Linked DNA regions of Homo sapiens: region 1 is linked to region 2. A link is a loop called in an ENCODE intact Hi-C map of the cell type or tissue named here. Cell type or tissue: K562. All regions are shown on one strand. Links, peaks and the distances in the headings refer to the core of each region. The heading gives the core; the rest is flanking DNA.

Evidence for each region. Peaks named below come from ENCODE experiments on the same cell type or tissue, not always from the same donor. Only the 100,000 strongest peaks of a DNase experiment are listed, where the experiment ranks them.
Region 1: a loop joins it to region 2, with 5 times the contacts of the local background. A loop is called at or near these places in 3 of 110 quality-filtered maps.

Annotation. Positions count from the first base shown.
Region 1 is chr7:106,369,085-106,374,471 of GRCh38, forward strand. No RefSeq gene overlaps it. Among named protein-coding and RNA genes, the nearest start is that of NAMPT-AS1, 87 kb to the left of the region's middle. In K562, for the core only: a CTCF peak has its summit at 2,664; a DNase peak (open chromatin) is centred at 2,661.
Region 2 is chr7:106,733,872-106,739,258 of GRCh38, forward strand. No RefSeq gene overlaps it. Among named protein-coding and RNA genes, the nearest start is that of LINC02577, 38 kb to the right of the region's middle. In K562, for the core only: CTCF peaks have their summits at 2,834 (motif pointing left) and 3,564 (motif pointing left); a DNase peak (open chromatin) is centred at 2,820.

The DNA of each region.
Region 1 (5,387 bases), core at 102-5,101, 360 kb before region 2:
GTGAATCAAATTAGAGAACCAAAACAGAAAATAATTTTTTTAAATGAAAGCTGTTTACTTTCCACATTTCACTGAGGTGCCAAGTTGGCTTCAAGAGTGAAAAAGTCTTGTAGATCAGGTTTCTTGGCAGAACATCAGTCTGTACAACACTGCCCACGACCTGCCATCTTGTTCACCGACCCGTGCTCATCGCAACATCTCCTCACGGAGTTTCCAGGGGTCTCGGTGGACAGCATCAGCAGGCAGGAAATAAAGGGCTGGGTGGACTCACCCAACCAAAATCTTGTTTTCGGCAAGTGTTAGGGCTTTGTGGAGAAGTGATGCGGGATCTGTGGCACCATCCACCTGTCAGCCTCTTGTCTGCCTTTTGGACAGAGCCTTTCCTTTCCTGGCTAAAGGACTCATCCTTTCAGAACATGCCTCCAGCTTCTAATGATGAACAATACAAGAAAACAAAAGACAGCTGCCTTGGCTCCAGGCACAAGCATCCAGAAGGAACCAAAAACTGGCAATGAGTCACCAGCTCGTGAATTACCAAGAAAAGTGGTTTTTGTATGCAGGCAGGCAGTTTAGTGCAACCTGAGAGAGCTCAGAAGATGCTGCCCCAGCTCTTCCCCTGCTTGGCCCTCACTCAGTTGCAACTGGGCCTGAAATCCACCCTCAGGCAGGCATTTTTTATTTTCTCAAGCAGTTTTTCTCTGAAAGTCATCTTTTTTAAAAGCAAATACTTAAGGGGGGGAGGATGTAATTTTAATGCTATAGTCTTCTCATGGCTGTTATCAAGTGGCAACATTTTGGGATAAAAGGAACAAAAGACAAATCATTTTATCTTATTCCTCAGTTTCTTTGTTTGTAAAATAAGGGATGAAATAAGAAAGTTCTAAGTTATGTTCCCACTTTATGACTCATTATCACTCCCAGAATTGAAACAGCATGAAGGCACTGGAAACTCAGGGGAAAGGGAGGAGAAGGCCTCACGGCCTGAAATAAGTTATTAGTATTTATTTTCTGTAATAGAAGAGAATAGGGAATGCCCGATTATGTTATATGCCATAAGAGTAAGTATTGTGTTTTGTGAAGCTTTTGTTGTACATATAGATTTAGGTATAGATACAGATAAATATGTAGATATATGATATATGCATATTGTATTTGTTGGAGTTCTCCATGGAAATAGAACCTATGTGTATATTTAGGTTGGCAGACTGAAGACTCAGGGAAGACTTGGTGTTGCAGCTTCTGTTTGATGACAGTCTGGAGGCAGAATTCTCTCTTACTTGGGGGATCTCAGTCTGTTTTTTCTTAAAGCCTTCAACTAATTGGATAAGGCCCACTCACATTATGGAGGGTAATCTGCTTTACTCAAAGTCCACTGATTTAAGTGCTAATCTCATCTAAAAAATGCCTTTACAGCAACATCCAGACTGATGTTTGACCAAATATCGGTACTGTAGCCTAGCCAAGTTGACACATGAAATAAACCATCTTACATATAAGAGTACCCAGCACACACACACGCACATGTGAGAGTACCCAGCATACACACGCACATATGTTCAAAGGGAGTGATAAGATAGAAGATGACTGACGCTCAGCCAGTCAGATGCACCTTTCTGGGAACAGCACTAGGGAGCAGGCACGGCAGATGATCACTGTCACGGGTGGAGGCGGCTGCAGAAGCACTCCTGGTTTCCAGGGTAGCAATAGCAGTGATCCGGGCAGCAGCCACGCATATGTGCGTGTGTGTGTGCTGGGTAGTGGAATAAAATATATTCTTATAGCATATCGTGGCCAAGAAGATTGAAAACTTCTGAAAATCCACAAAACCATTCTGAATTCTACTTCTAAGCCAGCACTGCCACCATCATAAAAAAGGGGACCATGCCTCCAGGTGTAAAGTGTCCTTTGTTACACCTGCTCTCACACCAACTAGGGAGACCTTGATACTGCTAGGCTGCCATTCCAACACTGTCTCAGAACTCCCTGCTGCTCCTTTTGCTCTAGGCACAGCGGCTCCTGTTTCTTCCTTCAGAGGTGCTCATGTATGCCCACCTCAAGACATTTGCTTCTGTTCTCCCTCTTCCTGGAAGGTTCTTCCCCAGGCCTTTTCGTTGTCTGACTCCATCCCATCTTTCAGATCTCTGACCAATTCCCCCTACCTCCTCAGAGAGGCCTTCCTTGACCATCCCATTAAAGTAATCCCTGCCCACTTCCCCATGCTCCACACATATCCATACATTCCCCAGTGACCCTGTATCCTAGTACACAACTTTATTTTCTTCATTGCATTTATCACTATCTGAAATACCTTATTTATTGTCTTCCCTCCCCCACCCCACAAAAAGATAAGCCCCATGTCTTTCCTATTTATTTTTGTATTCTTAGTGCCTAGAATAGTGCCTGGCATATGGCAGGGTCTCCACAAATGGTTAGGGAATAAACTATCCATAATGGTTATAAAGTGGACATTTGTCCATGATTTGGCTGTCCATCATCTGAACTTCCTGTCTATTTTAGGGAACACCATTTTATGAGCCTTGGTGGGGGAAAGAAGCTGACAATGGTACTCACTCTCTTAGCTTCCCTTTGCGGTATGTGTGGACATGTGACCCACTCAGCCAGTCAGATGCACCTTTCTGGGAACAGCACTAGGGAGCAGGCACAGCACATGATCACTGTCATGGGTGGAGGCAGCTGCAATAGCACTTCCGGTTTCCAGGGTAGCAATAGCAGTGATCCAGGCAGCAACCATGCAAGCCATGGCATCCGGTGAACAGAGGCAGTGGCACAGTGTCCTCCCTGGACTGATTCTGTGGTATGGCTTTGGCTTTGTTCTGGTTGTACCAGATTTCCCACACTCCTGCCCTCTTCTGAGTCCAGTCCCCAGCCTCTCAGTGACTCTGCGAGCTTTCAGATAGCCTTTTTATAAAGTCCTGTTGCTTAACTCATAGCAGTTTCTGGTGCTGGAAATTCTCTTGTCTTTTCCCTTCTCTTGCCTTTCTCATCTTTTATCTTATCACTCCCTTTGAACTTTCCAAGTCCTTGAAGTCATCTTTATGTCCTTCTCCCTAGATGTGATACTCATCAGTGGCTCCCATGAGTCTTGGCAGTCAGGCTTGGTTTAAAAGGAACGAGGGTCTCTCTGGTATAGTTTTGCTCTACCAGTAAGGGTAAGACGGACTGAAGAACAGTGGGTGGATCTGAGTCAGTCATTGGATCTTCTGTGATTCATCAATGAGTTGAATTTTAAGCCTTTGAGTTGGTCAGCACTTACTGATGAATATTTGTGACATCCCATACAGGGTATTTGTGGCTTCTTATAAGAGCATCACACATGGTTTATCCTCAAGAAGCCTGTCTAATAGAAAGGAAGAGAGAATTGTTACACAATTAAAATAAGTAAAAGGATATGGTAGATTGTGCTTCCCAAAGATGGCCACAATAATACCTTCTATATGCCTTTCTGAAATGTCACTAATAGAGTTTGGATGTTTGTCTTCTACAAATCTCATGTTAAATTTGACCCTCAGTGTTGGATGGGGGGCCTGATGGGAGATGTTTGGGTCATGGGTTGGGGGTGGATCTTTCATGAATAGCTTGGTGCCCTCCCAAAAGTAATGAGTGAGTTCTTGCCCTATTAGTTCACATGAGAGCTGGTTGTAGAAAAGTATGGCACTTCACACCTCTCTCCTGCTCCCTCTCTTGCCACGTGACATGCCTGCTTCCCCTTCACATTCCACCATGAGAAATAACATCCTAAAGTCCTAGCCAGAAGCAGGTGCTGGAGTCATGCTTGTACAGCCTGCAGAACTGTGAGCCAAATAAGCCTCTTTTCTTTATACATTACCCAGCCTCAAGTATGCCTTTATAGCAAGATAGAGTAATATAGTTACCTTGCCAAATCCCATCAAGGCTGAGACTCTTTCTCTGCACTTTCTTGAACCTGGGAAAGCCCTGTGACTACTTAGACCAATAGAATGTAAATAATGCTGCAGCAGCTCCAGGCACAGCCCTTAATTGGTTTGATAACGTCTGCTTCCTGCATCTTGGAAGCCAGTCACCGTGTAAGAAATAGGGCACATTGAGAACAATGTGCTGTGAGAAGCCCAATCCCCATGTGGAGAGGCCCTGGAGGAGGAGGTACTGTGTAGAGAGAGAGGTCAAGGTGCCAGACTCATGAGTAAGGAAGCCATATATAAGGTGGTCTCCCAGCCCTGCCTTCCCTAGCTGATGCCATGTGGACCACAGACCAAGCACCTAGCTGAACCCTTCCTAAATTCCTGACCCACACAATTGTGAGCAAAATAAAATGGTTGTTTTAAGCCACTGCATTGTGGGATGGTTATTGTTATGAGGCATTGGATTAACTGGATCAAAGGACAAGGACTCATCTATACAGAATGCTTCTAGGCACCTGGCTGAGATCATGTAGCGTGCTTTATGTAAGTGTGGAAACAGTTTTGGGTGATAAGAACATCAGAGTAGATACTCCAGTCACCTGAGTGTACTCAGTACCCTTTGGAGAAGCAGCTGTCAAATAAAAGGAAACTTGTAGTTATTCAAAATTGAAAATAATCTCACAGTCAGATGTTAGTGATTTCTAGCATCAGTAGGGGAGGTCTGGCATGGAGAAACAAGATCCAGGATCATTAACAAAACAAAAGCCCTTCCTCATCTTGACAGGCACAGCTATACCTAATGGAATCAATTCTCAGAATCCTTCTACTTCTTGGCTCTGTGGTAACCAAGGAGATTTTGCCCTAAATTTTTATTCCAATCCAAAATTGCATTTATTGCAAACTTGGGAAAGTCAGACTACAATCAAACATCGCTTATAATAAGCCCATGCATTATGATGCATGTGATACAAGAAGGTTAAAATACTACAGCATTATATGTTAGATCCTTAGGAAAGCACAATTCACAATTCAAATAATCTTACGTCCTTTATGTCCTACTTCCATTTCTCTCAGAGACACATTCTGTAGCCTGTACTTAAAACAAAAGATTATTTTATTTTGTCTCATCTCTGGCCTCCTTTGTGTTGGCTTTGGTAGCAGCTTCCAGGTGAAATATGACTGCCTCTGAGTTAACCTGGAAGTGGATGATCTGCAAAGGGGTCTGTGTTGCACTGCTCTGTGGCATGTACAGGCACTATTGGACCTGAGTTTTCTTTTGGAGATAGCGAATGGTAGGTTCTGTCTGTTTTCTACTCAGGAGTCATTCTCCAATTTACTTCTCTGTTAACAGACGCTGATTTTTAAAATACATCTGGTAGTTATCTCCTTTATGGGGAGGCCAGGTCATTCCTTAGCCCAAGGAAGTGAATTGATTAAGTCAGTGATCTAAGTTCCATCCCTTTTGTCAGTGTTTGGTTGAGGAATGGA
Region 2 (5,387 bases), core at 132-5,131:
ATCATCTCAGTTCCTGCCCTCAAAGATTTTATATTCTAAGCAAACTGAATTACAGTATAGTTTAATAAGCATTGTGATCAAGGGCTGTGCAGGTTATCAAGTGCTCCCTCCACAGAAAGGAAGAGCTATGAGAACTGGTAAGATGGGCATGGGAGGATGAAGAAAGATAACCAAAAGGGGCATCTCCTAAACTGAGCATTGTAGGATGAATAGGAGTTATCCAGGGACAATCACATATTTGAGAATTTTCCATTTCTTCTTACGTTGTTGATTTCTAGTTTCATTGCATTGTGGTTAGAAAAGATACCTGGTATGACTTTAGTCTTCTTAAGTTTGTTGAAACTTGTTTTGTAACCAAACATGTGATCTGTCCTGCAGAATGTTCTATGTACACTTGAGAAGAATGTGTTCTGCTGCTATTGGATAGAATGTTCTATGTATGTCTGTAAGATCCATCTGGTCCATGGTATTGTTTCAGTGCAGCACTGTTTTCTTATTTATTTTCTGTCTGAATGTTCTATTGTTGAAAGTGAGGTATTGAAGTCCTCCACTACTATTGTATTGCTATGTCTCCTTTCAAACCTGTCAATGTATGCTTTATATATTTAGGTGCACTTATGTTAAGTGCATATACATTTATAATTGTTATATCTTCCTGATGAATTGTCCCTTTTATCATTATATAGTGACCTTTTTTGTCACTTGTGATAGTTCTTAAGGTCTATTTTGTGTGATATAAGTATAGCCAGCCTGCTATCTTTTGGTTACGTTTGCATGGAATGTCTTTTTCCATCTCTTCACCTTCAGCTTATGTGTGCCTTTGATTCTAAAGTGAGTCCCTTGTAGACAGCACATTGTTAGATCTTGTTGTTTCATCTACTCAGCCACTCTATGTCTTTTGATTAGGAGTTTAATTCATTTATATTTAAAGTAGTTATTTATAAGTAAGGATTTACTACTGTCATTGCTTTCTGTTTTGTATTTCTTTTGTTTCTCTTTCCCTTTTTTCTGTTTACCTTTGTGATTTATTGACTTTTTATAGTGATTTGCATTGATTCCTTTCTCTTTTTTGTGTGTGTATGTCTACTATGGGAATTTTCCTTGTGGTTACCTTGATTGCATGAAACACAGTAGTCTATTTTAAACTGATAACTTGTCTTCCACTGTATACAGAAACTCTATATCTCTCACACACACACTTTATATTATTGATGTCACACTTTAAATCTTTTTTTTTTTTTTTTTTTGATACATGATCTTGCTCTGTCACCTAGGTTGAACATGGCTCACTGCAGCCTCAACCTCCTGGGCTTAAGTGATCATCTTGCTTCAGCCTCCCAAGTAGCTGGGACTACAGGCCTGTGCCACCACACCCAGCTAATTTTTTTGTTTCTTTTGTAGAGACAAAGTCTTGCCATGTTTCCCAGGCTGGTCTCCAGCTCCTGGGCTCAAGCAATCTTCAGCCTCCCAAAGTGTTAGAATTATAGGTGTGAGCCACTATACCCAGCTTCTATCTTCTTTTAATATTGTATATCTATCCATAAATTTTCATATTTATAGTTATTTTTTAAACTTTTTTCATTTAACTTTTATACTAGAGCTAAATGTATCCACCAACATTACATTACCACAGTTTTCTGTGTTGGTCAATGTATTTACTTTTACTACTAAGTTTTATACTTTCGTGTGCTTTCATATTGCTGTTTAGTGTCCTTTCATTTCAACTTGAAGAACTCCACTTAGTATTTCTTGTAAGACAGGTCTAGTGGTAATGGAATTTCTCCATTTTTTGTTTGTCTGGAACATTTTTTATTTCTCCCTCATTTCTGAAGGACAGTTTTGACAGGTAATGTATTTTTGGCTAGCAGGGTGTTTTTCCCCCACTACCCCCACTCAGCCCTTTGAATAGATTACCTCACTCCCTTCTGACCCACAAGGTTTCTGCTGAGAAATCCACTGACAGTCTTATGGGGGCTTCTCGTAAATGATGAGTCACTTTTCTCTTGTTTTTTAATTTTTCTTTGTCTCAGCTTTTGATAATTGGATTATAATATGTCTCTGTATATAGGGTTCATCCAATTTGGGATTTTTTTAAGCTTCATGAATCTGGCTATTTATCTCCCCAGATCTTGGAAGTTTTCAGCCATTATTTCTTTAAATAGGCTTTCTTTTTTTTTTCACTCTTCTCCTTCTGGGATTCCCGTAATGCATAAACTGTTTCACTTTATAGTGTCCCATAATTCCCTTAGGCTTTATTCACTGTTTCCATTCTTTTTCATTTTGCTCTCCTGGCTGGATAATTTTAAATGACCTGTCTTCTAGTTTCCTGATTATTTTTTTCTGCTTGATCAAGTCCACTATTGAAGCCCCTTAGTGAATTTTTAAGATCAGTTATTATATTCAGCTTCAGAATTTCTGTTTGGTTCTTCATAATTTCTGTTTCTGTTGATATTCTTAGTTTGTTCATGTATCATTTTCCTGATTTCTTGTAGTTGTCTATCTGTGTTCTCTTGCAATTTGCTGTGCTTCTTTAAGACGATTATTTGAATCCTTTGTCCGGCAGTTCATAAATTTACATTTCTTTATGATCAGTTACTGGAGATTTCTTTCGTTCTATTAATTGTGTTACATTTTCCTGATTCTTCATGTCCTTGTAGCTTTGCATTGGTGTTTGTACACCTGAAAAAACAGTCCCTTTTCACAGTCTTTACAGACTGGCTTTGATTAGGAAAGGCCTTCATCAATCAACTCAGCTAGAGATTCAGGGCCCTCATTCCTAGCTGCTCTAGGTATTCAGCGTTTTTCTTTCAGGAGCCCATATCTCTTGCTCCCTCTGGTGTTTGACTGTGTCTGTTCCATCAGTGATCTGTGTGAGGCAAGATCGAAACTGGCCTCTCAATCAGCACTGTGAAAGGCTTCTTTCACAGTTTCCTTTCTTTCCCTTCTTTCCTAAGGGAGAAGCCTCAGTTATGCGCATTATCCCAATCTCTCAGAGCCATGCCAGCAACACCTGCCCCAGGAATCTGGACTATTTCATTTTCTTCACTCCTTGTGACGCAGAGCATAAACCAGCCCTTTGGCAACAGCTGCCAAATTATCATTTTTAGGGAAGCAGTGTGGTAACTGCCGAACCATCACCTGAGGGACACCTGACATTCCTGGTGGGTTGGGGGAGAGCCTTCTCCTGCCCTGCTCATGCCTGTCTAGTTACTGTAACAATACCAATCTTTTCAACACTCTGTGTGTGCTAAACTAGCCCCTTGGGGAGCATCTTGAAAGGCTGGGAACCATTGGACATTTTCCCCACTCTCCCCCACTCCCCACAAAGGAGGAGTCACTGAACTGTGCTGATTTGGGCAAGGGGCTGATGTAGATAAAGTGAAATTCATTTTGTTATCTGTTTCAGCACAGCTGCTCTTGGTTTTGTGCCTATCCAAGGGTACTGCAAGCTGTTAATTAGAATTAGTCTTCTCATAAAGGTATTTTGTTACTTACATCATTATTAAATCTGTGTTTCTGTAGAAGAATGAGGGCTGGGACTTCCTATTCTGCCATCTTGTGGACATCATTCTTCTATGCTGTTATTCTCCAACATCATTTTTCATGGCTACATGGTAGCTGTATTTAACTGTTCCCATATTATTCGACATTTGGTTGTTTCCTAGTGTGTTATTATGAATATTCTCATAGACAAATAATTCATAATTGTTTATTAGGAGTACATTTCTATGTGTTCAAAGGACATGAATGTTTTAAAGACATTTGATACACATTATCACATTGTCCTCCAAAAAAACTGTACTAATATCCACCCCTGTTGGTCCAGTGAGAAAGTTTTATTTCTCTGAATATTTATCAAAACTGGCTATTATCTGGATGACGCTGGAAACCATCATTCTCAGCAAACTATCGCAAGGACGAAAAACCAAACACCACATTTTCTCACTCATAGGTGGGAATTGAACAATGAGAACATATGGACACAGGAAGGGGAAGATCACACACCAGGGCCTGTTGTGGGGTGGGGGGAAGGGGGAGGGATAGCATTAGGAGATATACCTAATGCTAAGTGACGAGTTAATGGGTGCAGCACACCAACATGGCACATGTATACATATGTAACAAACCTGCACATTGTGCACATGTACCCTAAAACTTAAAGTATAATTAAAAAAAACTGGGTATTATCATTTAAACGATACTTGCTATAAGTAAAAATTCATACCTTCTAATTGTTTTAATTTGTATTTTTCTGTCATTTAAGGTTGAATTCAATTTGTGAGTGTTTACTGGATATTTGTGTTTATTTGTATGGGCGAATTCCCTCAGGCTCCCCACAAGTTTTTTTACATTGTTGATTTGTAAGGGCTTTAAAAAACATATTGAATATACTAGGTGTGGTGGCTCACGTCCAACACTTTGGGAGACCAAGGTGGATCACTTGAGCCCAAGAGGTCAAGGCTGCAGGGAGCCAAGATTGTGCCACTGCACTTCAGTCTGGGTGACAGAGTGAGACCCTGTCTCAAAAAAAAAAAAAAAAAAAATATATATATATATGTATAAAATGTGTGTGTGTGTAGAACATATTAATCCTTCTTCTGTATTATGTATTCCAAATGTATGATTCCAGTTTTTCATTTGACTTGATTTTGTTTGTGCAGATTATCTGCTGATCAGAACTGTTTTCATTTTAAATAATCAAATCTCTCAATTTTTTTAAAATTTTGCCATTAAGCATAGAAATAACTTCTTTACACAGATATCTTTTCTATATTTTTATTGTTCACATTTATATTCTTAATACATGTGGAGTTGTGTGTTCTAAAGCAGAAAACTTTTCTAAATGATAAGCCAATTGTTACAGCATCATTTATTGAAAGTCCCTTCCTGTCCTCATTGATTTAAAATGCTACTTTGTCACAATTGCAAAAATATGGAACCAGCCCAAATGCCCATCAATTAATGAGCAGATAAAGAAAATATGGTGTATAATACATGGAATACTGAAAATATTATATACTCAGCCATAAAAAGGAACAAAATAATGGCATTTGCAGCAACCTGGATGGAACTGGAGACCATTATTCTAAGTGAAGTAACTCAGGAATGGAAAACCAAACATCATACGTTCTCACTCATAAGTGGGAGCTAAGCTGTGAGGATGCAAAGGCATAAGAATGACACAGTGGACTTTCGGGACTTGGGGCAAAGCGGGGAAAGAGGGTGAGGGATAAAAGACTACACACTGGGTGCAGTGTACACTGCTTGGGTGACGGTTGTTCCAAAATCTCAGAAATCACTGCTAAAGAACTTATTTGTGTAAAAAAAATTTAAAATAAAATAACTGCTATTTCATCATATACTAATTTTTTATGTAGAGTTCAGTG